Linked DNA regions of Homo sapiens: all the other regions are linked to region 4. Evidence: chromatin loops called from intact Hi-C (ENCODE). Cell type or tissue: dorsolateral prefrontal cortex. All regions are shown on one strand. Links, peaks and the distances in the headings refer to the core of each region. The heading gives the core; the rest is flanking DNA. Region 1 overlaps FRMD1 (FERM domain containing 1). Region 2 overlaps LOC105378128 (a long non-coding RNA gene). Region 3 overlaps AFDN (afadin, adherens junction formation factor). Region 4 has its middle 54 kb from the start of FRMD1.

The links. A loop is a pair of places that touch in the nucleus more often than their neighbours do. Peaks named below come from ENCODE experiments on the same cell type or tissue, not always from the same donor. Only the 100,000 strongest peaks of a DNase experiment are listed, where the experiment ranks them.
Region 1: a loop joins it to region 4, with 6 times the contacts of the local background. A loop is called at or near these places in 40 of 110 quality-filtered maps.
Region 2: it touches region 4 in a loop (4-fold over the local background); 7 of 110 quality-filtered maps call a loop at or near these places.
Region 3: a loop joins it to region 4, with 12 times the contacts of the local background. A loop is called at or near these places in 55 of 110 quality-filtered maps.

Annotation. Positions count from the first base shown.
Region 1 is chr6:168,058,391-168,064,290 of GRCh38, forward strand. It overlaps FRMD1 (FERM domain containing 1), which reads right to left. Exons shown (of 11, transcript NM_024919.6): 6 at 5,211-5,366; 7 at 4,504-4,569; 8 at 3,417-3,591; 9 at 2,371-2,667; 10 at 734-798. Among named protein-coding and RNA genes, the nearest start is that of FRMD1, 18 kb to the right of the region's middle. RefSeq lists an enhancer at 521-1,022. In dorsolateral prefrontal cortex, for the core only: a CTCF peak has its summit at 2,258 (motif pointing right); a DNase peak (open chromatin) is centred at 2,241.
Region 2 is chr6:167,483,087-167,488,896 of GRCh38, forward strand. It overlaps LOC105378128 (a long non-coding RNA gene), which reads left to right. Exons shown (of 3, transcript XR_943267.2): 2 at 2,033-2,146; 3 at 5,700-5,810. Among named protein-coding and RNA genes, the nearest start is that of TTLL2, 160 kb to the left of the region's middle. In dorsolateral prefrontal cortex, for the core only: CTCF peaks have their summits at 2,702 (motif pointing right) and 2,902; no DNase peak of the experiment used is centred there.
Region 3 is chr6:167,906,127-167,911,126 of GRCh38, forward strand. It overlaps AFDN (afadin, adherens junction formation factor), which reads left to right. Exons shown (of 34, transcript NM_001386888.1): 13 at 1,045-1,163; 14 at 4,975-5,000. Among named protein-coding and RNA genes, the nearest start is that of HGC6.3, 71 kb to the right of the region's middle. In dorsolateral prefrontal cortex, for the core only: CTCF peaks have their summits at 991, 1,190, 2,114 (motif pointing right) and 2,135 (motif pointing right); DNase peaks (open chromatin) are centred at 1,025 and 2,101; H3K4me3 peaks cover 1,449 bases; H3K27ac peaks cover 1,660 bases.
Region 4 is chr6:168,130,339-168,136,238 of GRCh38, forward strand. No RefSeq gene overlaps it. Among named protein-coding and RNA genes, the nearest start is that of FRMD1, 54 kb to the left of the region's middle. In dorsolateral prefrontal cortex, for the core only: CTCF peaks have their summits at 2,748 (motif pointing left) and 2,950; DNase peaks (open chromatin) are centred at 2,723, 3,063 and 3,663; H3K4me3 peaks cover 1,333 bases; H3K27ac peaks cover 957 bases.

The sequences.
Region 1 (5,900 bases), core at 339-5,338, 72 kb before region 4:
CCCAGCCCTCTTCTCTCTCCATCCAGCCTCCCGTGCCCAGCCCTCTTCTCTCTCCATCCAGCATCACGATAACTAATCAGCCACAACCGATTTTCTGTGTCTTTCCAGGGGGATTCTGAACAGGGCTGACCAGAGGGGGCCTCACCCTCCTGTGGTGGAGCCGGGGGCGGGGGTTGGGGGGTGGGGAGGGCAACTCGGAGCCTGGCTGGGAACCCTGAGCCCACCTGTTCCCCACCTGGGCATCCAGGAACCACTGGCTCGCTTCTCCTCTAGCTCCTCTGGGGGATCCTAAGGCTCAGTAGCTCTACAGGAAGTGGGGGAAGCCTGGAGCAGCCCTGCACACACAGCACTAGGCCCCGGGTGGAGGAGGTGGACGAAGGGGACGGGGCAGCCAGTCTGCTGCATGGCAGGTTGCAGGGCCCAGGTGTCCGGGTCCTGCCTACAGTGGCCCGGTGACACTCAGGGCCCGGCCACCCCAGCCCCAGGCAGGACCCCTCCCTCCCCACAGTGAGCCGACTCACTCGGCCCTGAGGCTGAGGCCTCCACCCACGTCCACCTGCCCCAGTGCCCGAGAGCCTTGCTGCTCCCTGACTTGCCCGCTGCGTCTCTGGGGATGTCAGTCGAGGGACCCTCTGATAGGCCTAGGAAGGTCCCCAGGGCCCCTGACAGGGGACCTAGGAGAAGGGGGTGGAGGAGCAGGGCCAGGGCTTCTGGCCCGTGGGGGGGACTCTACCTGGTGCACGGCCTCGGCGCTCTGGCCTCTGGTCCTGACCTGGGTGCAGGGCTCCTGACGAGTGGCTGTGGGAGGAGGCAGCCGTGAGCACAGGTGTCTGGGTTCTGCCCGACATGGCTCCTCCCCAGGGCAGTTCCCTGCACTTCTGGGGCCCTGGTCTCGGACCGGCATCTCCTGAGGCTCACACCGCCCCCTTGCTCTCAGTGCGGTGACTGCTTTTGCTCCATTCCCCGACATCTGATAAAACGGCCCCTTGCTGTGCAGATGCGGGATTAGCACGGTGATTCCCGCTGGGTTACAGGCCACAGAGCTTGCATACATCCTCAGAGATGGAGGCCAACCATCCCTTCCTGGTGGACCAGACACTCCAAGGGCAATGGCGGACACAGTGGCTTAGTGACAGGAATGCCTGGCCCTGGGAGGCCCTAGGTGATGTTTTGTGACCCTGGATGGCCCTGGGTGACTGTAGGTGATGCTGGGCGGTCCTGGGTGACTGAGCCCTGGGGCTGGTCCCACCTGATCTCATCACATCCACCGTCAGGGCCGTGGGGACACTCAGAGACCAGCAGAGCTCACGTCCCCTTTCTGGGGCAATGAGGAAGCTCTTCAGGGCCTCATACACAGGGACTGGGCTGGACGCATCCCTCAGGACAGGGTGCTGCATCCTGGGCCAGGTGCACACACAGTCCTACACACAGGGAATGGGCAGGGTGCATCCCTCAGGACAAGGTGCTGCGTCCTGGGCCAGGTGGACACATGGTCCTAGAACACTCTGAATGGCTCTGTCTTCTCACTCCTACTCAACTGAGTATAAAAAGACATGAGTCTAACCCAGGCTTTCTGATGGGAGGGAAGCTGGTAGGACAGGGCTTCCTAGGAGTAGGGGGCTTCCTAGGAGTGGGGGGCTTCCTAGGAGTCAGAAGGCTTCCAAAGAGTTGGGGGAGTTCCTAGGAGTCCACGGGGCTTCTTAGGAGTGTGGGGGGGGCTTCCTAAGAGTTGGGGGGGTCTCTAGGAGTCCAGGGGGCTTCCTAGGAGTGAGGGGACTTCTTAGGAATGGGGGGCTTCCTGGAAGTGGGGGGCTTCCTAGGAGTGGGGGGTTTCCTAGGAGTGGGGGTCTTCCTATGTGTGGGGATGGGATTCCTGGGAGAGGGAGGGGCTCCCTGGAAGGGGAGCTTCCTAGGAGTTTTGTTGGGGGGCTTCCCGGGATGGGGAGCATTCCTTGGGAGGGGGGTTCTTCCTAGGAGTTGGGGGGGTGCTTCCTAGGGGCCAGGGGCTTCCTAGGAGTGGGAGGGGCTCCTGAGATGGGCTTCCGAGAAAGCTAAAGGACCTGGACTCATCTGCAACCCCAAGAGGATCCCACCTCTCCTGTCTCTGATCCCAGCCTGCAGCTGCCCCTTGGCAGGAACAGGAGACTCGGGCACAGCAGGCTGCAGGCAGCTCCTCCCTGCCATCTCTGTTCTTCCGGCATGTTCTGGCACATTTCCTGGGACTCAGGTCACAAGCAGCCCAGCCCCTCACGTCTGGCCACTGGAGGGCAGGCCAGGGCTTTGCTGCCTCGGTGTCCAGGGTCAGCCAAGCTGGGGCTGGCTGGACCACACTCACTGTCCCTGAGGCCTGGGCATCTCCCTCGGGCCCACCTTGGCTGTCACCACGTGTGCTGGGGTGGCTGCGGCTGGTCCTGGGGCTGGAGGACGGCTCCTTCTCATGGAGCCCGTGGACCTCCAAGGGCACGTCCACAGACATCTCTCTGGATTCCCTGAGCCAGGAGTTGGCCTTGATGCCTGACGTGTAGGAACTGCCGTGGCTGTCGGCGGAGTGGCGTGAGAGGCAGTGGGGGCAGTGCTGGCTGCTGACCCCACTGCCCGGGAAGCTCCTGCTGGCCAGGTCCAGCTCCAGCTCATCGCTGATATAGGACTCCCGGTAGTGCTGCTTCTCTGTGGGGAGTGGGGAGCACAGTGAGGGCGAGCTGGAGAGGGACCAGCCCTGCTGATGCAGGAGGAAGAGCCCGGGAGACAGAAATGCACACCCACAGCCCAGATGAGGACGTGGAACAGGCAGGGAGACCAGGCCTGCGGGTAAACGCTGAGGCCAGGCCTTGTGCTCAGGTGAGGACGTGGAACAGGCAGGGAGACCAGGCCTGTGGTAAACGCTGAGGCGAGGCCTTGTGCTCAAGGTGAGGACGTGGAACAGGGAGGGAGACCAGGCCTGTGGGTAAACGCTGAGGCCAGGTCTTGTGCTCAGGTGAGGATGTGGAACAGGGAGGGAGGCCAGGCCTGTGGGTAAACACTAAGGCCAGGCCTTGTGCTCAGGTGAGGATGTGGAACAGGAAGGGAGACCAGGCCTGTGGGTAAACACTGAGGCCTTGTCGGAACCTGCATTTCTTGCTCTTTGTGGGCACATGATGGGAGGAGAAGTGGAAAACAGACCAGGAAACTGAGAAGTGGAAACCTCAGGTGGCTCCTCAAGCTCCCAGCTTCCCCCAGTCCCATCTATAGAATTCCACTCCAGGCAGAGCTGGGGGCCACCACTTCGCCCTTCGACCTCAGCATCTGGGGGACGTGGGAGTCAGGAGGCCACAACAATAAGAGACAGAAGGCATAGTCCGGCCAGAGCCCAGTGTGCCCAGCCTAGCCCAGAAGGCACAGTCCGGCTGCGGAGCCCAGCATACCCAGCCCAGCCCCACCTTCTGCCTCCTCCCGCTGCCGCAGCTGTTGCAGAGTGGGCCGCACGCGGAGGTGGAGCTGGTGGCTGGCGCGCAGCAGGTGCAGCAGGTGCCTGGACCGCCAGGTGCACCCCGTGTAGTAAACCAGCTTCTGTGCTGCGGGCAGCCCATCCAGCTGGATCTCCAGCTTCTTTCCCTGAGCAAACAGGAGAGAAGTTGCCACTCCACAGGTGGAAAACCACGCTAGCCACAGGAAAGGATGATTTTAAATGTCAGCCATGGCCCCCAGGGGGACGAGGCCCAGGTTTTCACTTCGCAGTGCAGATGGCTGTTGGCGGACACTGTGCGCGGACACTGTGCTCTGCTCCGCCCTTGCTTGAGAGGACACAGCCCTCCTGGCTAGAAAGTGCCCGCAGCAGTGTGAGGGGAGTGGAGGTCTGGGGTGGGACAGGAAGACCTCGGTCTGGCTGTCCAGAGCAAGCCTGCTGTCCAGCAGCCCCCACAGTCACTGCCCTTTTATCCCCGGCACCCGGGCTGTGGGGTGACCCTGGGTGACAGCTCTGGGGCCGGGATGAGAGGAACAGAGGCCACACAGGTGCGTTTCTATGACCTGCTCTTCTTTTCTCCCTTGATTTTCTCAATTGGGAGCCAGAAGTTTTCAAGCGATAACAACAACTAGACCTCACCGGGCAGCTAAACACCCCACGCCTGCAGGGCCAGGGCCAGGCACAAAGCCCGTGAGGCCAGGACGGCCCTGATGCCCCCGAGAGGCCGGCAGGAAGGGACCTGCACCTCTTCGGGTGCAGAATTGTCCAGAAAATGCCCCGAGGATGAAGCTGCATCTGCCCAGGCTTTCCAGGGCACGGGGACCCCCCAGACACCCACCAGAAATGCCAGCTTCCCAACGTGGGGCCAGGGGAGGTCGTACAGCAGCTGCGGAGCACGGTCCACCTCCTGCGGGACAGCAGAGGCAGGGCGCGTCCAGGCAGGGCCAGCCAGCGCCCATGACCGCTGCAGGGATGCTACACAGCCCAGACTCCAGTGGGGAAGGGAGGAGGGGGTGGGGGCAGGACGAGGGGCTCTGTGAGGCTGGAGCCCCTTCGGTCACCTGGTAGATGTGCACTCCCCTGAGGGCCAGTCCCAGGATCACGGTGGGACGACCTTCCTTCTTATCCTAGAGGACACAGGTCAGAGGTCAAGTTGCAGGCCTGGAGGTGCTGGGCCTCACTGATGGCAGAGTATGGTCAGTCTGGCTAGGGGCCGAGGGCTCCATGGACCAGGCTGAGCTCTGGGGCCCATTTACAGACAGTCTCATTCACTCCAGCATCAGATCAAAGGCATAGTTGTCATAGCACAAGCACTGCCTTTCATCATGCCAGATAAACACCAGCCACGACCTAAGAGAGCCTGGCCATGCCGGGCCCGGGGTCCTGGTCCCACTCAGCCACGGGGGCTCCATCCATCCCTGCCCTGGGGTCCTGGTCCCATCCCACTCTTAGCCACGGGGGCTCCATCCATCCCTGCCCCGGGGTCCTGGTCCCACTCTTAGCCACGGGGGCTCCATCCATCCCTGCCCTGGGGTCCTGACCACTCTTAGCCATGGGGGCTCCATCCGTCCCTGGCCTGGGGTCCTGATCCCACTCTTAGCCATGGGGGCTCCATCTATCCCTGCCCCGGGGTCCTGGTCCCACTCTTAGCCATGGGGGCTCCATCCATCCCTGCCCTGGGGTCCTGATCCCACTCAGCCATGGGGGCTCCGTGCATCCCTGGCCTGGAGTCAGAGTCCAGCCCATCGCTGGCCGCCCTGGGCTCGACCTTGTGCAGCCTGAAGAAGTGCACGGGCACGTCCTCCAGCCGGCAGGCCTCCTGGATGAAGCACAGCATGGCCTCCTTGGGGCTCAGGCCCTGGCGCTCACGGTGCAGGGTAGGCATGTGCCGGAGGATGTAGTCAATCCCCCTCTTGGTGATGATCTGAGGACAGAGCCGGGAGGTCAGCTCAGACCCCTGCTGGTCCCCCCTTCCTCCTTGCCAGCCCCCTGCTCCGAGAAGCTTCCCCAGACTCCCACAGCTGGTGCCAACCTCGGTGGGCAGGGCCAGGGCCTGGCTGCTGAGCCCAGAACCAGAGATGAAGTCTCAGTGCCCACTGTGGCCCTGGGCCCTGTCTGATTTCCTGTCCCCCTCGGGTCCTCCCCAAGGGGAATGGCAGCAGCCAGCCCTCCTCAGACGTCTGCAGGTGGGGACTCTACTCCCAACGAGCCCTGGCTCTTGGGAACCTGCCCAGTGAGGACCAGCTGGGGCCATCACCGGGACCGGGGTAAGAATCGCAGGGACGTGGAATCACTGAGGGTGGAAATGTGCTCAGAGGCCAAGGGCACGTGTGGCATCCACAGCACTGGGAGGAAGCCTGGCTGGGCCCCACCCTGACCTCAGCGACTGCCTCAGAGCAAAGGTGAGAAGGCCCCAAGGTGCACAGGATAGAGAGGTACACAGGGATGAGCGGTCAAG
Region 2 (5,810 bases), core at 1-5,000, 650 kb before region 4:
TCTTTACAGATGAAAATTTTCTCCCACAAAGAACAGCTTTGCAGGGCCATTTCAAAATATGGCAAAGAAACATGTTTTGGGGTAAAATACTTTGATTTTCTTCTTTTTCTCATAATATTATGCCAGAGTCAGTTTGGAAAGTAAGTTGCAATATATAGGGTTAAATAAAACCCATCTAATGAGAATTTATGATTCATAGGGCACGACTCCCCAGACCCCTTAGATAGGAATTTGAGCAAGATAAAAAATCAGTTTAGTCCTCAATATCAGGGCATTCATCTGTTAAGTGTTAAGAAATTTTTGAATGTAAAAAAAAAAGTGTGAATTTTAAGGGCTTTCAGAAACAAAATGTCAAGGTTTATTGGCTCTGGCCAATGAGCAGAGGATGAAGTGTATGACTGCTTCTACTGCATATAATTATGAAAGGAAATATCTCTCATATTTAGATTTCTTGGAAGGTAGTTGCTGAGTATGGTATAGAGACTTATTCCAATTATGGAGATCCTCTAAGGGATGCCAAGGATTGGGAGTTAGCCTGAGAAGGAATCATGCGGTCTAATTGCCTGTTGGGTTCTTTCTGTGCACTGCACAGACAAAGTCCATTCACCGAGACCACAGCATTGCAGTAAAGACAGCTTTTAATTGGCCAGGCATGGTGGCTCACACCTGTAATCCCAGCACTTTGGGAGACCGAAGTGGGCAGATCACCTCAGGTCAGGAGTTCTACCAGCCTGACCAACAGGGAGAAACCCCGTCTCTACTAAAAATACAAAAATTAGCCAGGCACGGTGGCGTGCACCTGTAATCCCAGCTACTCGGGAGGTGGAAGTGGGAGAATCACTTGAACCTGGGAGGCGGAGGTTGCAGTGAGCCAAGATCATGCTAGATCATGCCACTGCACTCCAGCCTGGATGACAGAGAGAGACTCTGTCTCAAAAATAAATAAATAAAATTATTTTCTAAGCTGTTCATTGACTTTAGAATAATAAAATACAGACCCTAACAATAAAAAGTTAAAAGTTTAATTTCAGAGCTATTATACTGTATATAATACAAAGAAAACAAATACATATTGTATAAATGTAAATAAACGATTTAATTAGTTATATGATAGGCCACAAAAACCATGTAACTTTTAAAACACAGAAATTGTATAAGCCCCATTACTGAGCACAATGAAATAAAATGTAATTTTATAGAAAATAGTAAGAGGCCGGGCGTGGTGGCTCACACCTGTAATATCAGCACTTTGGGAGGCCAAGGTGGGTGGGTCACCTAGGGTCAGAAGTTCGAGACCAGCCTGGCCAACGTGGTGAAATCCTGTCTCTAGCAAAAACACAAAAATTAGCCGAGCAGTAGTGGTGCATGCCTGTAATCCCAGCTACTTTGGAGGCTGACACAGGAAAATCTTGAGCCTGGGAGGCGGAGGTTATGTTGAGCCAAGATTGCACCACTGCACTCCAGCCTAGGTCAAAGAGTGAGACTGAAAAAAAAAATTAAAAATTAAAAGAAAGCGTGTGATTGACATGAGGCTGGGCATGTGGGACAGCTGGAGTTCCCATCACTCATGTCAATCTTCCCATAGGCTTGGGGCTAGGGATTTTCAAGGATAGTTTGTTGGGCAGGGGGCTACGGAATGGGTGCTGCTGGCTGGTTGGGGCTGCCGGCTGGTTGGGGCTGCCATCACAGGGGTGTGGAAAATGGTCCTCCTGAGCTGCATCTGTCTCTGGATGAGGCCCCAGGACCAGTTGAGTCATGAGTCATGAGTCCAAGTGGAGTTGGCTCGTAGGCAGAAATGCAAAAGTCTGAAAAGTAATCTCAAAAGGCCAACCTTAGGTTCTACAAAAATGGTATTATTTACAGAAGTCATTGGGGAAGTTACAAATCTCGTGACCTCTAGAACAATGGCTGGTGATCATCAAACTACGCCTGCATCTTAGCAGAGTTCAGGCCCCACTCATAATCCTGCAGACCCATATGAATTTGCCACTGCTAACAGGCTAGCCTGTGTAACTTCCCACCTCTCTCCCAGCCCTGCTCTGTGTTTTATGGACCAGGTCTCTTGGCACCAGGTGCTTATTGAAAATGCAGACTCCAGAACCCACTCCAGGACTCCCGAATCACAGAATTTTCACAAGCTCCCTAGGTGAGTACTGTGTACACGGAAGTCTGAGAAGCACCGTCCTAAGTTGGGTGGTCTTGCACTGGCATGAGAAACAGAGTCCTGTTTTCTTACAACCACCCCCTGCCAACCCCAGTACAGGAGTGTGCAGCCCCACGGAGGCCCCACGAGCTGTCCTCTCCTCATGCCTATAACCTCTTTTCACAGCTCCTTTTCATCCGCCCATTCCCATCCAGCATGGGAGTGGAGCCAGGCACAGAAGACCTCTGCTGCTTCCTCTCCTGTGCCCCGTAGACGAGCTCCTTGTGCCTGCTTAGGGCCCACACTGTCCTCTTCGCTGGGCTTCCTGCCTCGCTCAACCTGAACATTTTAGTCATCCTCAAGAGGTGACTTGACCCTCACTCTGCTCTAGTTCTCATCCGCCCATTAGACCTGAGGCAGGCACGTTTTCTTCTACTCTTTATACCCCGAGTTCTTTGCTAACTGAGCACACAGGACATGGATGCTGGTTGAGGAAGGAGTGGGATGTCATCACAGACCCCGGACAGGAGGGATATTTCCACCAGGGTGCAGTATTTCACACTGATTCATGGATATGAGTGGGTTGCTTTATAAATTCCTCCATTAGCTCAACTATTTCCAAAGGAAAAAGTGAAAACAGATCTGGAAGATGTTATAACATCGTCTAATAACGGGGGTGGGAAAATGGCATGGAAATTTAGATATTAACATGGATTTGTATTCTTTTCTCCTATAAACTCTAAGACTGCATTTGAGACAATAAGCCATTTCTGTGTTAAGGATTGTAAAACACTACATGGCATCTCATTGGCTTTCATCATGTCTGTACTTAAAACAAAACTATTGGCCGGGCACGGTGGCTCATGTCTGTAATCCCAGCACTTTGGGAAGCTGAGGCGGGTGGATCCCTTGAGGTCAGGAGTTCAAGACCAGCCTGGCCAACATGGTGAAACCTCATCTCTACCAAAACTATAAAAATTAGCTAGGCGTGGTGGTGGGCACCTGTAATTCCAGCTACTCAGGATGCCGAGGCAGGAGAATTGCTTGAACCCAGGAGGTGGAGTTTGCAGTGAGCCCAGATCACGCCACTGCACTCCAGCCTGGGTGACAAGAGTGAGACTCCATCCCCCCGACCAAAAAAAGAAAAAAAAAACTATTTATCAAAACTACCTCGATGGAACTTTTCATGTAATTCAAAACTTGAACATCAGATGTTCCCTGCCTCTTTAATAAGGAGTGGAATCATTGCCGAGAAGATGCAAACAGGATCAGAAACAAGCGGAATCTGTCAGGATGCTCAGCAGCAGGTGTGGGAGGCATGAGGGGCACTGCGCCTGTATCTTCACTCCTCACCCGGCTTCAGAGTTGACGTCAAGCTCTGAAAAAGGGAGCTCCATCTGTGATATCCACCAAGTCCAACCATCAGCAAAGCCTAAATGTGTGCCACTGCTCCTCCTCCTTGTTTTCAGACCTCCTCATTTCCTAACAGCTCCTCCTCTCCTGCCTCTCCTCCAGCCACAGTGGACTCCTCGCTGGCCATGGGCATGCCGGGGGCTCCAGCTCTCTGGGCTGCTTGTCCCTCAGTGATCTGGAAGTCTGATCTCCTCACTGTTGTGGATTGAATTGTGTCTCAGTAAAGATGGGTTAAAGTCCTGGCTCCCCTGCCTGTGAATGAGAGCTTATTTAGAAATAGAGTCTTTGCAGATGTCATCAAATTGAGATGAGGCCATTAGGGTAGGACCTAACCCAAGAGGATCGGTGTCCCTCAGAAGAGGAGAAGACAGAGACACACAGGGAAGATGCTGCATGGAGACAGGTCGGAGGCTGGAGAAGCAGCTGTGAGCCAGGGAGCACTGGGGCGTCAGAAGCTAGAGGAGGCACCTTGAGATGGGATTTCTGGCCTCCAGGGCTGTGAAAGAACAATTTCTGTCGTTTGAAGCCACTTAGCTTGTGCTGCTTGGTTACAGCGGCCATAGGAAACAAATTCACTCGCCTATCTCAAGTGTGGTGGAGACATTCCCTTCTCAGTGTGGTCCATTCTAATCACTCTATTGAAAATGGCAACATCCCCCAAACACCTTCTGATCCTCCCTGACCTGCTGACTTTTCCCCTTGGTGCGAGTCCGCTTACGGATGTGCACATCCCGCCTCCTGAGGTTCGGTGCTGTCTTGCTGCTCAGGTGCAGCTCTGTGAGGTGGGGATGTTCGCTTTGTTCGCTGGTGCGTTCTAAGGGCCTAGAACAGGGCCTGCCACATAGGAGGCACCTGGCACATAGTTTTTGGATGAAAAAATGGATATTTTCCCCCAAGGTATCAGTGTATAAGTTAAGAGCACCTGCCCAACTTAAGTTAATAAGATTCCTGTACAGGAAGATATATTTATACAGGATCATGTTCTCAAATGCATTCACGAACCAGCCTCAGTGAACGGCATCTTCCCTGAAAAAGCATTGATTGCGTTCCTTTTCTTTCCATTCAGGCCGCTCACTATGCTCCAGGCTCCTTCTTCCCCTGCTGCAGTCCTGGTCATCCGCTGTCCTCCTCCTTAGCTGCTCCTCCCTGCCCACACGGGTGCTCCTGCTTTCCTTCTCAGTTCTCCCTTCTCCTCCCGCCGCAGGTGCCGATTCCTCTGCCCCTGATGAATGCTCCCTTTTTTCAGCGGCGTCTATTCTTACTCCATCAGCGTTTTACATGACGTCATCACCTCCTGTGGTTTAACAGTCTCTTGTGTGCTATGGATTCTCAGGTCTGTCCCGTTCACAGGAGCCAAACCTCTGCATTCAGCTGCACACGCTGGCTAATGCCTCACAAGCTCCTGACAACATGATCAAATCTCAGCTCATATTCCTCCATCCCTGTCCTGCATACATGTGGCATGTGCGTGTGAGCATGTGGACATATGCACGTGTGTGTGTGACTAACTGGCCAGTTAATGAAACCAGAGGTTGTGCCCTTGACTCTTCCCTGCCTCTCAGCCCTCCACCCCAGCTAATGAGCAAGCTGTGTCAGTTTTACCCCACATCCCCCCGGCAGGTGCGGCTCTGGGAGGTCGAGAGCTGGAAAAGGTGTCGCTCTCACCATTACAGGAAGGAAAAAGTGAGGAAACTGTAAATTAATGACTTCTCATCAGAGAACTGAGATTTCAGGCAAACATCTAACTATACCTTGAAAGCTCTTTGTTCTTGTTCATCTGTGGTATTCCTATGCACTCTTCAAAACCCTGCTGGAAAGTCCTCCCCAAACACCCCAGAGTCAATGATTCATTCTTAGTGCCCCTATGCTCCTTTCACTTTTGCTCTGCAGAGCCTCTTCTGCATATTTCATTTTGCCAACAGGCCTGTTTCCATGGACTTCAGCATCAGGCAGGCCTGGTTCCCAGTATTCTGCTTCGAGGATTCACCCCTCCAAGCTTCAGTTTCCTTAGATGTGAGGTGGGGGAAAAAGTCACGGCCACATGACGTTATTTTGAGGATTTCACGAGGCAGTGAAAGTGGGGTGCACAGCACTGGGCCTGGTGCAGAAACAATACCCAGTGCCATGTCTCTCTCCCCAACAGGGTCGTGGTTCCTGAGGAGGAGAACTGCAGTTTCAGCATTGCCTCCACATTCAGCATGGGGTGCTCAGAACCTTCCAATATGCGAGGCAGGCTAGTCAATTAGGGGAGAAA
Region 3 (5,000 bases), core at 1-5,000, 220 kb before region 4:
ATGGAAGGATTCATTGGGTGTGTATATAAATATATTTACAAGCATAATTGTCTTGTCACTCTGTACTGATGAACATTTTAAATGATGTAATAAAGCATTGGTTTAATGAAGTATGATGAATAGACAACAAAATGTTATACAGCCATTACAAGTCTGTAATATAAAAATAAGTGATATTGTAAGATGTTTGTAACATCTGAAAAAGTGTTTTTTTATCAAGAAGATTGTAAATCCCATTTATGGAAAATATGAAAAGCTGGAAAGACGTACAGTACAGTAATAATCGCTAGGTGATAAGAGAAACATGATTTTTTATTTACTACTTGTGCCCAGTTTCTGTAGTAAGCAGATGTAATAAGAAATTTTACATGAAATTTTTTCTACAGTGAATTTCATTGTATAAAATTTTTTCTTTTCTGGTGATTTTCTTAATGTAGGTAACTCATCCTTTTGTCTGCCTACAAATTCCATACAAATGGTTAGAATTGTATACTTTTTAGAAGTATTTAAATATACCTGATTGGGTTACCATATAATATGTGTTTTCCCCGGTGTTGATTAAGGGCAAGAAAGAAGCCAGTTTCTGTACTGAATTCATTAGGTATTGAGCTATAAGGAGTAGGATTTCTAAATCTGTTCTGAGAAATAATAAACTTTAAAAAGACCCTGCCTCTTCATGTTGTACATATTTTCTTATGTCTTATCCTGATTTTAAAATAACTTGTTGGAATCGAATTACTATTAATGTACTTTCAGAAAAATCATCATGTGTGTGTTACCAGCTTTGCCTGCCTGTGTTTTAAAGGCAACTCCTAGCTCTTTGAGAATGAAAGTGGCTGTGCGTCTTCCTATGCTTTAATACCAGTGTGCTTTGGGCACTCCCCGTGGACATAGTGTCCCCAGCATTGCTTTGTTATTTCCTGGTCTGTGTTCTTGCCTGCCCTGCTTGGCAGCCCTGTATCAGATCTCTGCTTGCAACGCTGAGTGTCAAGCTTGGTTGGTCTGTGTGAGGTTCTAAACCCGTTGTGCTTTCTCTCCATGTAGAGCACCACTAGGCTGGACAGCGACAGAGTGTCGTCTGCCTCTAGCACAGCCGAGCGGGGAATGGTGAAGCCGATGATCAGAGTAGAACAGCAGCCAGATTATCGCAGGCAAGAAAGCAGGTAGGAAACACATCATTTTTCAATGGTGAAAGTACTGAAAGTATTCCTAAAAAAGGGTTGGGATAAAGATTGTTGAATTTATAAAGGTTCAGCTGACATGTTTACAATGTTAGCAATAATATTTTAAGGGCATTTCCTTTCTGTGTTATTGAATTGAAAGAAATGCTTTACCAATAATTATATCCCTCACTTATATGCCACAGTGTTATCAGATTGAAATAAGAGTACATTGAATTAAAATGTTGCCATTTAAAATTTGCTACTTTGTAAAAACATAGAGAAAGGGAGTTTTTATAGGATTTTAATATTTGATGATTTTTGTATTTAGAAAAATCTGGTCATTTCACCCATTTCTAGAAGAAATCTTCATCTGTTTAAAAATATGTAAGATCAAAAATGATTTTGAAACAGATTTTAAGAATTATAAATGCCATATTATGTCTTGTGCTCTAATGTGATGTGTCTCCCTGTGGAGATAGATGGAGGATGAATTTTTTTTTTTTTCTGACATTGTTCTTGCCGATTTCTCTGGGCAGAGAACTGTCTTGTTATTTCCTTGTCTTATGATTTTTAACGTGTCACCTTAATCAGAATCCTATTTCCTTGTGACCTCTAGAATTATTTAAATGTTGCAGAGTAATATCTTTGCATTAAACATGGTGGATAAATAACAGATACTGACTAGTGGAACCAGCAGCATGATTTGGTGCTGAACACCTCTACCCCAGAGCTCTGCGGGAACTCAGACAGAAATACAGAAAGACTGCATGACTTCTATGGCATTCTCATTATCAGCAGTGAAACTGGCAGCATTCCCCCTTTGGGGCTTTTCAGATAGATTTTTGAAGAGGCCATTGTGTTTCCTTCAAAGATCCAGTCAGTGAGGCAGTTAGATGAGGCAGGCGACTTGCCCAGGGTCACCTATCAGTTCAGTTGCAGGTGACGAAGACACAGTTCTTCAGTTTCCCAACTTCCAGCAGAGGGCACTGGATATTGCAGGATTTTAATATCATTCATCACCAGTTATACATGTGTAGACTCATAAGGGAATCCCAGGTTTTAACTTTATTTTTATTGTGGATTTTTGGTTCTAATGCAAGATTTTTATTGGCTATGTGAATCTTATTACATGTGATAATAAATAGTTTACTTTCCGTGTTTGTACTTGTTTTTGTTGGTGGATTATGGAGTAGGATGTTCAGAATGGTAAATTGGTATTGTAAGGAATACCTCTATGTATTTCTAAGGTGTGACTGAGAAGTATGAATCATAGTTCTTAGCTCATAAATATTTGAGTAAATGAATTCGCACGAGGGAGTGGATTGATTAGGATAATGCTTTTAATATATGCAAAATTAGTGATTAATATAGTGTCAAAATAGTAATATGGTTAATTGTATGTCAGGAATTATTTTTTACCATAAACACATAATTTAATTTTACAAGGTAAGATTAGTTTGCAGAGTTATTAAAGGCTTTATTTTAATTATAAACTATGTTGTTTTGTTGCTATTACTACAATGATGAGAACAGATGAGCCTTTCTGCTCCATTCTTTGTTTTTCACATGGGCAGTGTTATAATAAGCACTACTTAATTTAACTGATGCAGTCATGAAAAATTTAAACGTGTTTAAAATGCTAATATTAGTGAAGGAAAAAACCCTTTTGAATGGAGGGGACGACTTTTAATTGTCACTAAATTTTTTTTTCTTTTATCAATGACAATGTAAACACTTTTTTACCAGATTTGTTAAAATATAATTGGTAAAGTTTACTCAGGTTCACTTTATGAGATATATAACTGCCTAGCTACAATTTTAGTTGTCTGTAAATATGGGAATGTAAGGGAGATGTGTTAAAATAATTGATCATTTAAATTACATTGTTTATAGAGGCATTTTTCTTTTCCTTAATTGTTGAGTTAAATCATTAGATCATAAACTAAATAATCAACTCTGAAACATATAATTTGATAAAAAGAAGATTTGGGTTGTATTTATTATTAGTAAAATATTTGGTTATATTTTTATTATTTTGTATAAATATATTCATTTCTCTTTATTCATTTTTTGGTGCATGGAGAAGGTGAGGATGGAGGGAAGAGAATGGTTTGCTGTTGAAAAAAAAATTAGTTAGCCAGTCTGTAAACTATTATAAATCTGTAATCATCATAAGTTATTCCTTTTTATTTTTGAAGGAAAGTTTTTTATTATCTATATTAACTTATTTAATGAGTGGACCAGCAATTCCAAATACTTAATTCTGGCCGTACAGTACCAGTTGTCTAAGATTAACAGACACATTGCTGCTGAAATGACTGTTGTTGAAGTCACTAATGAGTATTTCTCATTCCAATATCAAGATAACTGTGTTGACTTTCCATTTCACCAAATAAGATTTATTTGAGTAAGTATTAGTCTCAGTTTAAGTCAATATTTAACTCAGTAGAGATGTTCATCACAGTTTAAGTCATTAATATCCCCACAATTTCATTTTTCATTAAGTTTGCGGAAGGCAAAACACATGTTCCCTGGCTCTTACTGTCAATTTAAATTTTCTTATTTTTTCAGAGACATTTTTGAGAATTCTTCCTGGTTATCTCTGTTAAAGTTGAACTAAAATGATAAAGACATTGAAATGTTAAGGAAGCTAATCACTTGACTATGTGTTTCGCTGGTTTTTGGTAAATATTGTATATAAAATACAGTGGGTAGCGAACTTAGAGTAATAAGTAAATGGCTTGAAGTTCTAATCACATGGCTAAGTGAAAGAATAAGCTGAGCATTATTCATTGAGAAAAGCATAAATCCACAAAGATAAGGAAATCTAAACTGGATTTGTAATTTATTATCTTACACATTTAAAGAGTCTGTGCCTAGCAATGGCTTTCAAAATGCTTTTGAACTGTGGTTATAACACAAGATTATATCTTACATTGTGCTCTGGTGAACACACATACAAATGTGTATTCAACTGAAAGAGTAGTTTCACAAAACAGCCTTCTGCCCTGCCAATGGGTGATGACACACTGTTTGAAGAATATTTTTATAGAGATAGAAATGAACCTAACTTTTGAATTAATTTGATCTGAATACCTGGAAATAGATAAACATCAGCACAATGCTAGTTTTTATAAATGTTCCAAATTATAGTTTCTTTGTATTTATAATTTTTGACAGTTCCTTATTTGTGTAGTGTCAGGCTAAATGGTGGAAGGGACCTGGAATTTATGTGACCGTAAGAAGAAATGTGAGTGAGTAGAACATCTCTTTATAAGGCATGCGTCACTGTAAGCATTGGAAAATGATGATAGTAATGGCTGAAGGAGACTTGCCGTGGTCAGCTTGTCTAACCCTGTGTCAGCAGAGAAAGACAAAGTCCAGGTCTTAGGAAGCTTTTCCCTTTCAGTATAAGAACTCCGTTTCAAGCTTGGCATGGTTAGTTTTTCTTTGTGTCACTTAGTACTTTGTTTTCAGTGTTACCTGAGCCATAGCTGTAGCAGATGCAAGACAGACCGATCCCTGTACTAGACATGAAGTGTTCATTAATAATCCAGAATCACGTCAGATCTGCTGTCATGGCGGCGGCATATACTTCAAGGAACTAACCTTCTTAGAGGAGTCGTGATAAGATCACTCCCAATGCATTATTTGATTAGGCTACATCTGAAAACAAGGGATATTTTATTATTTTACGTTGGAAAGATTAGTATATAGATTTAAAAAGTAGTTGCAGAAATCTACACAGGTTGTCAGTAATATTGTTAGCCATGTGACCTTATTTTAAGTGATGTCAGCTTTCTTCTTTTAGAACACAGGATGCTTCTGGGCCTGAGC
Region 4 (5,900 bases), core at 422-5,421:
ATGCACGAACCTGACCCAGGCAGGCATGCCTGGGCTGACCAATGAGATCGGATGGGACGCATGTGAGGGTTTGCCCCAGAAACTTGCGAGGCCAGAGACCCAGGAGATGGCCTCTCCCAAAGCACCTGGCTCAGGAAATGTGGACATATTGGCGGCTGAGTGTGGGGGGCACACGGTCGGCCACGAGAAGACCACTGGTTGGCAACCCTGACAGCATTGACGCCAGGGGCCGTCCCGGCTGGGACCATCTGGTGACGTGGCTGCGATCAGCCTTCCCTGAAGGAAACCATCCACCGGCACCTGCCAAGGCCTGTGAGGTGGGGGTATGTACAGCCCCCAGACCCTGGCATTTCTTCCCAGTTCTTATCTGGCCATCTGTGTGCTCACAGCAGTTAGCGACAAGGGCCATGATTAACTGGGCTCCACAGCAGGCTCAGGTGTTTCAACTTCAAAGACTTCAAAGACCCGAAGCAATTAACCCCCAGGTCAGCATCTGAGCTGGGGGAGAGGCAGGCGGGGGCCTGTCCTGCCTGTGCTGGGGCAGCAGGGAATTGGCGGGAACTTCTGCACGTTGGGCCTCACACTGCAGCTTGGAGCCTCCCCAGGGCTTCCTACCGTCTTTCATTTATTCATCAGGCAGTGAGTGAGCACCTGTAATGCTCCCCTGTGCTGGGGAAGTGAAGGTGATTCCCTCAGGGTCCCGTCCCGTCCTGTGGGGAGTTCATCTCCTCAGCAGCAGCACGGTGCTGGAGGAGCTCCAGGGCGCAGGGGAGGTGCGGAGCAGCGGTGGGAGCTAGCAGGGCTGTGCCTGTGAGAAGAGCAGCACCTGACCGGGTGCCAGCAGCTGTGCCATGCTCCCTATAGACATAGCATCATGCCTTGTCCGTGGGAGATATGCACCCTTGTCTAACCATAGCCCCACCCTCCTCAAAGGAGACCTGCTGAGATGTTGTGGCTGGAGGGAGCACAGGAGGCAGCTCTCACAGGAGGCCAGAGCCCAGCTCAGGACCTGTGTCCTGGCTCCAAAGCTCATCTCCAGGTCGACCCCATGTGCCTTTCACCCAATCTTCCCAGTTGCTCCTACAGCACCCTCCCTAACCCCCACCGTCTCACACCCCTGGGCCTGTCCCTGCCACTTCTTTTTCTTCACTGCCCCTCCTGTGAGCAATGAACTCCTACACATCCTTTAAAACCCAGCCCAAACATCCCCTTCTGTGAGCCTTCCTGCCCTGCTTCTCCACCTGTGCTCCGGGCCCATCATGCTGCCTGGGAGCTGCTCTGCTGATTGCCTGCCTCCTGTGATCGTAAGCTCCCGGGTCAGGACCGAGGTCTCACACTGTGCCCGGCTCGTACTCGACGCTCCCGCCACCATTTCACAGCAAAGGCGTTTAAATGGAAAGGAGGCTCATGGAAGTGGCTCACGGAGTGCAGGCATCAGGGCAGAGCGGGGAGGAGCTCTGGGTCTCCAGGTGGAGGCGAAGCTTGGTTCCTTCTGCAAGCAGGAGGGTGGGATCTTCTGGGGCAGCTGAGACAGGTGTGTTTTGGGGAGGAGCCGATGGTCAGCAAGTGGGAAGGTAACCAGAGGTCACATAGATGTGGACAGAGAGGCTTCTGCTGTAATGAGAAGGTCACTGTGACCTTGATAGCAGCGGGTTCAGGTGGGCAGGGGGCTGAGGCCAGGAGTGGGTTGGGGAAGAGTTTGGAGGAGAGAAGTTAGGAGATTCCTGTGTCCGAGGAAGGGATAGTTGTCTGCCCTGTCTCTCTGCCTGCCTTGCTCCTGCTGCTCTCCTCCCTGCCTGCTAAGCTCCGGCCGCACTGGCCTCTGTCTGGCTCTCCCATCCCCCCACCTGGAAAGCCTTCTTCCTGCCTCCTTCTCAGCCAGCTGATCTGAGTCCCCAGGTCTGCAGTTCAGGTCACCTGGCTGCTGGAGGAGGGCCCACTCAGTGTCCTTGACCCTGCATCCTGTCTCCTAGAACTGACCACACCTGGAGTTACCTGTGGGCTGTCTCGCCTTCCCCAGTGGTGGGCACCAGGGCTGTTCTGCTCACGGTAACCCCATTGCCAAAGCTGCCTGGCATACAGCAGGCACTCAGTAAAGATGCATGAGGGATACAGGATTCTGTAGCAGGAGTTGGCTGTTGGTGGCTCAGCTTCTTTTCCTGTAAGATGCAAACTCGTTTCCTGTGTCTTCCTGGGAATTTCTCCTTTCAAGGCTGGAAGGGAACAGGGACCTTCACCTCAAGCTGCGCTGGGATCCTAAGGTTTGACCTCAGTGCTTTTGCATCACAGAGGGCGACTTTGCACCTTCCGCCTGGAACTGCTGTCCCCACTCGGGGCTGTAGGCACTCCCCAGAATCGGGCTTCCTGTTGAGGAGAAACAGCACGTCTGTGTTTTCCAGTCGTGGCTGATCCCCGTAAGATCAGCGCGTCCAGCCCATGGGCTGCACCGTTTCATCCTGCTTTGCGGCTGTTTCTCAAACTTCAACGCCGGGACTCAGGGCTTGGGAACAAGCTGGGAGGATTTGCTGAAAGCTGCACAGTATGAATCACCCCTTGCTTGCCTCAGAGACATTGGAGCCGCCTGGTGATAAGACGACTGGTGGGATGCGAGGCGATCGGACGCCTGCCCGGGCCGCAGGAGCAATGCGGCGCACATCAGGGTGCCGGTCACGTCGCCTGTCTGGCGGCCCCTGTGCCCGGTCCTGTTCGTCGAATCAACTTTGCCATCTGGTGGCTGTTCGGTGCTTCTCCACTTACTGGGTTGTCCCAGAACCATTGTCTGATGCCTGAGATTCCAGGCGAGCTGGGGTGCCTTTCTGCCTTGATACGGACAGTAACTCAGGAAAAGGGACTTTAGAAGAATTAATTAAAACATTTAAAATATAACCGCTCTGATTTGCAATTGGTCTCAAAGATAAACTCTGAACGTGCCTTGTAAATACTGCATGGTCACTGAAAAAGAAGGAGTTAAAGAAGCAGCTGTGGGGTCAGATGGAGCTCACTGGCAGGGCCGTCAATCCGGCGCGGCTCACAGACTGCAGGCCGCCATCCAGCAGCTGAGTCAGGAAAGCGCAGCCCGCTGGGCCTGCCGGCAGCACCACCGTCCGGAGCTGGCTAGGAAGCCAAAGGCTCAGGGCCCCCCTGACCCCCTGGATAAGCCTGCAGATGCCTACACGCAACTAAGAGAGGGTCAGGTCTGCAGGCCAAGCTGTTCTTCTGACTCAGATACCCAGACCTGGAGGCAGCGCGGGAAGAAGGCTGTGGAACCCAAGCTGCAGTTTCATTTTCCGCAGGAAGAGTAATTTTCCAATAATAATTGCCTGGGTGACATAGCAAGACCCTGTGTCAAAAAAAAAAAAAAAAAAAAAAAAAAAGGAACCAAATCTCAACTGTGTAGAACAGCTTCTGCTGGCAAACTCTAACCTGCACACTCTCATCTGATAGTGAATACTGGGAAAGCCTGTCTAGGGTCCAGTGGACGTTATTGCTGGGGACACGTGCTCATGTCCTCAGGCAGAGCGGATGAACCTGCAATGGTGACTCTCTGTTTCACATGTTCACTGTGCTGTCGGAGCTGTCCCCTGCTGACCTGCTGGTTCTCAGCTCTGCTTCCTGCACCAGCATCCGTGAAGGAGTCCACTGCATGTTCCTCCTGGCTACTCAGAGCTGGAGTCCCTGAAGGCATGGCCTCCTCCCGGTGTCACAGCCCTGCTAGCTGCCCCTGGGTCCATGAAGCCCTTGCTGGCCGCTGAGTATCACGTGCCTGGAGAACTCAGTGACACGTTGAGGTCTCAGACCAGATGCCCCTGAACCAGTAGGCATTGGGTGGAAATCCAGCCCCCATCTGTCCTCTGGACACATGGCTGGGATGCTAAGCAAAGAGGGCTGAAGGTGACACAAAGTCCCATCCTAGAAAATGCCCTGAACCCTGGAAAGTGTGGTGGAGCACAGCCTCAGGTACCTCTCTAGGGTGTCACAGGGGCCGAGCCCCTCAACCGGACACTCTCCTCTCTTCCTGCACACTCTGGACAGAGGCCAATGTGCAGCTGTGTCCCCACGAGGCTCTGGGACGTGGGATGTGGACCAAGTGAGGGGTGGACACTGCAGCTGCTGGTACGTAGACCGAGTGAGGGATGCATATTGCAGCCACTGGGTTGAGGCCACAGGGATTGGAGAAGTGTCTGCACCTGCAGGGCTGATCTGCACGTGTTCTCTCCACACTTCCCAGGACCCAGGAGCACCCAGGGGAGGGCTTTGCAGCTGCTGGGGATAGGGCAGGTGCATTTCTAATGATTGCTGTTCACACGATCGTGTTTGTTCCTAAACACTGGCAAAGCCTGGAGAAGTTTGGGTTAGGCGAGAACCCAAATTGGTTTACAGACTGCTTTTAACCAGAGGCCGGCCGTGGCCTTGGTGCGAGGTCCTGCAGCTGTGCTCCCCCCTGCCAGAAGCAGTCCCTGCAAGAATGCTCACATCCTCCATTCCTCACCTCCCGATGAGGCAAGTGAAATCCCTACAGAAAGGAGAGCAGGGGAGGCAGGAGGGTGTGCAGGAGGGTGTGCAGGAGGGTGTGCATGCTGGCGCAGAAGAGGAGCCCTGTGGCGGGTGATTGGAAGGAGGTGCTCCAGCGTGGACGTCCAGTCGTCAGATGCAGCCACTTGGTGGTCAGGCAGGCCCCATCAGTCCCTGTGATGACCGTGCAGCCCCCTGCTGGGCCTGATCTCAGGGCTGGAGCCTGAGAGTCCCTGCTTCTCTGACTTTGGGCCAGAACTGTGAGTGGGTCAAGCCCGCCCAGCCTGGGTGTGTATGTACAGGACTCGGGGGTGCAGGGGTGAATGGGTCAAGCCCGCCCAGCCTGGGTGTATGTACGGGACTCAGGGGTGCAGGGGTGAGTGGGTCAAGCCCGCCCAGCCTGGGTGTATGTACAGGACTCGGGGATGCAGGGGTGGGAGTCATACAGGGTTGGGTGTGAGGGAAGTGAAGTAAGTGAAGTAAGTGATGTGTATGTCTCCATCCATTCCCACTCCTAATACATTAGACTGGGTAATTTTTAAACAACAGAAATTGATTTCTCACAGTTCTGGATGCTGAGAAGTCCGGGATCAAGGTGCCAGCAGGTTCAGTGTGGGGTGAGGGCTCTTCTTTGCTTCCGAGCTGGCACCTGTGGTTGTGTCCTGACATCAGAGTGGGCGGAGGGGCAGAGGGGGGCGAACTCTCTCCCTCAGGCCCTCCTACGAGGGCACGGATCCCACCCATGAGGGCAGAGCCCCCATGACCTAATCCCCTTTGGGGGGGTCCATCTTCTTTTTTTATTTTTTAGATGGAATCTCGCTCTGTCACCCAGGCTGGAGTGCAGTGGTGTGATCTCGGCTCACTGCAAGCTCCGCCTCCCAGGTTCACGCCATTCTCCTGCCTCAGCCTCCCGAGTAGCTGGGACTACAGGCACCCGCCACCAGGCCCAGCTAATTTTTTTTGTATTTTTAGTAGAGACAGGGTTTCACCGTGTTATCCAGGATGGTCTTGATCTTCTGACCTCATGATCCACCCACCTCGGCCTCCCAAAGTGCTGGGATGGCAGGCGTGAGCCACCGCGCCCAGCCTGGGGGGTCCATCTTCTAATACCATCATCTTGGGGCTTAAGTTCCAACATCTACATTTTGGAGGGACACATACACTCAACGCATAGCAGTGTGTGAGCAAGGAAGACCCAACCTTCCCTTGAAATCCCTGTGGTGTTACAACTTTATTTTAGGGGAGGTTTATGACCCTGGAGAGCAGGTGGCAGGCCCTGAGTACAGCTTGGCGATTGGGACTGAGTGAGTGACGCACTTCTCCTTCACAGACCAGTCTCTCCCACACAAGGCCACATCCTGGGCACCACTCAAGTCAGCACGTCAAAG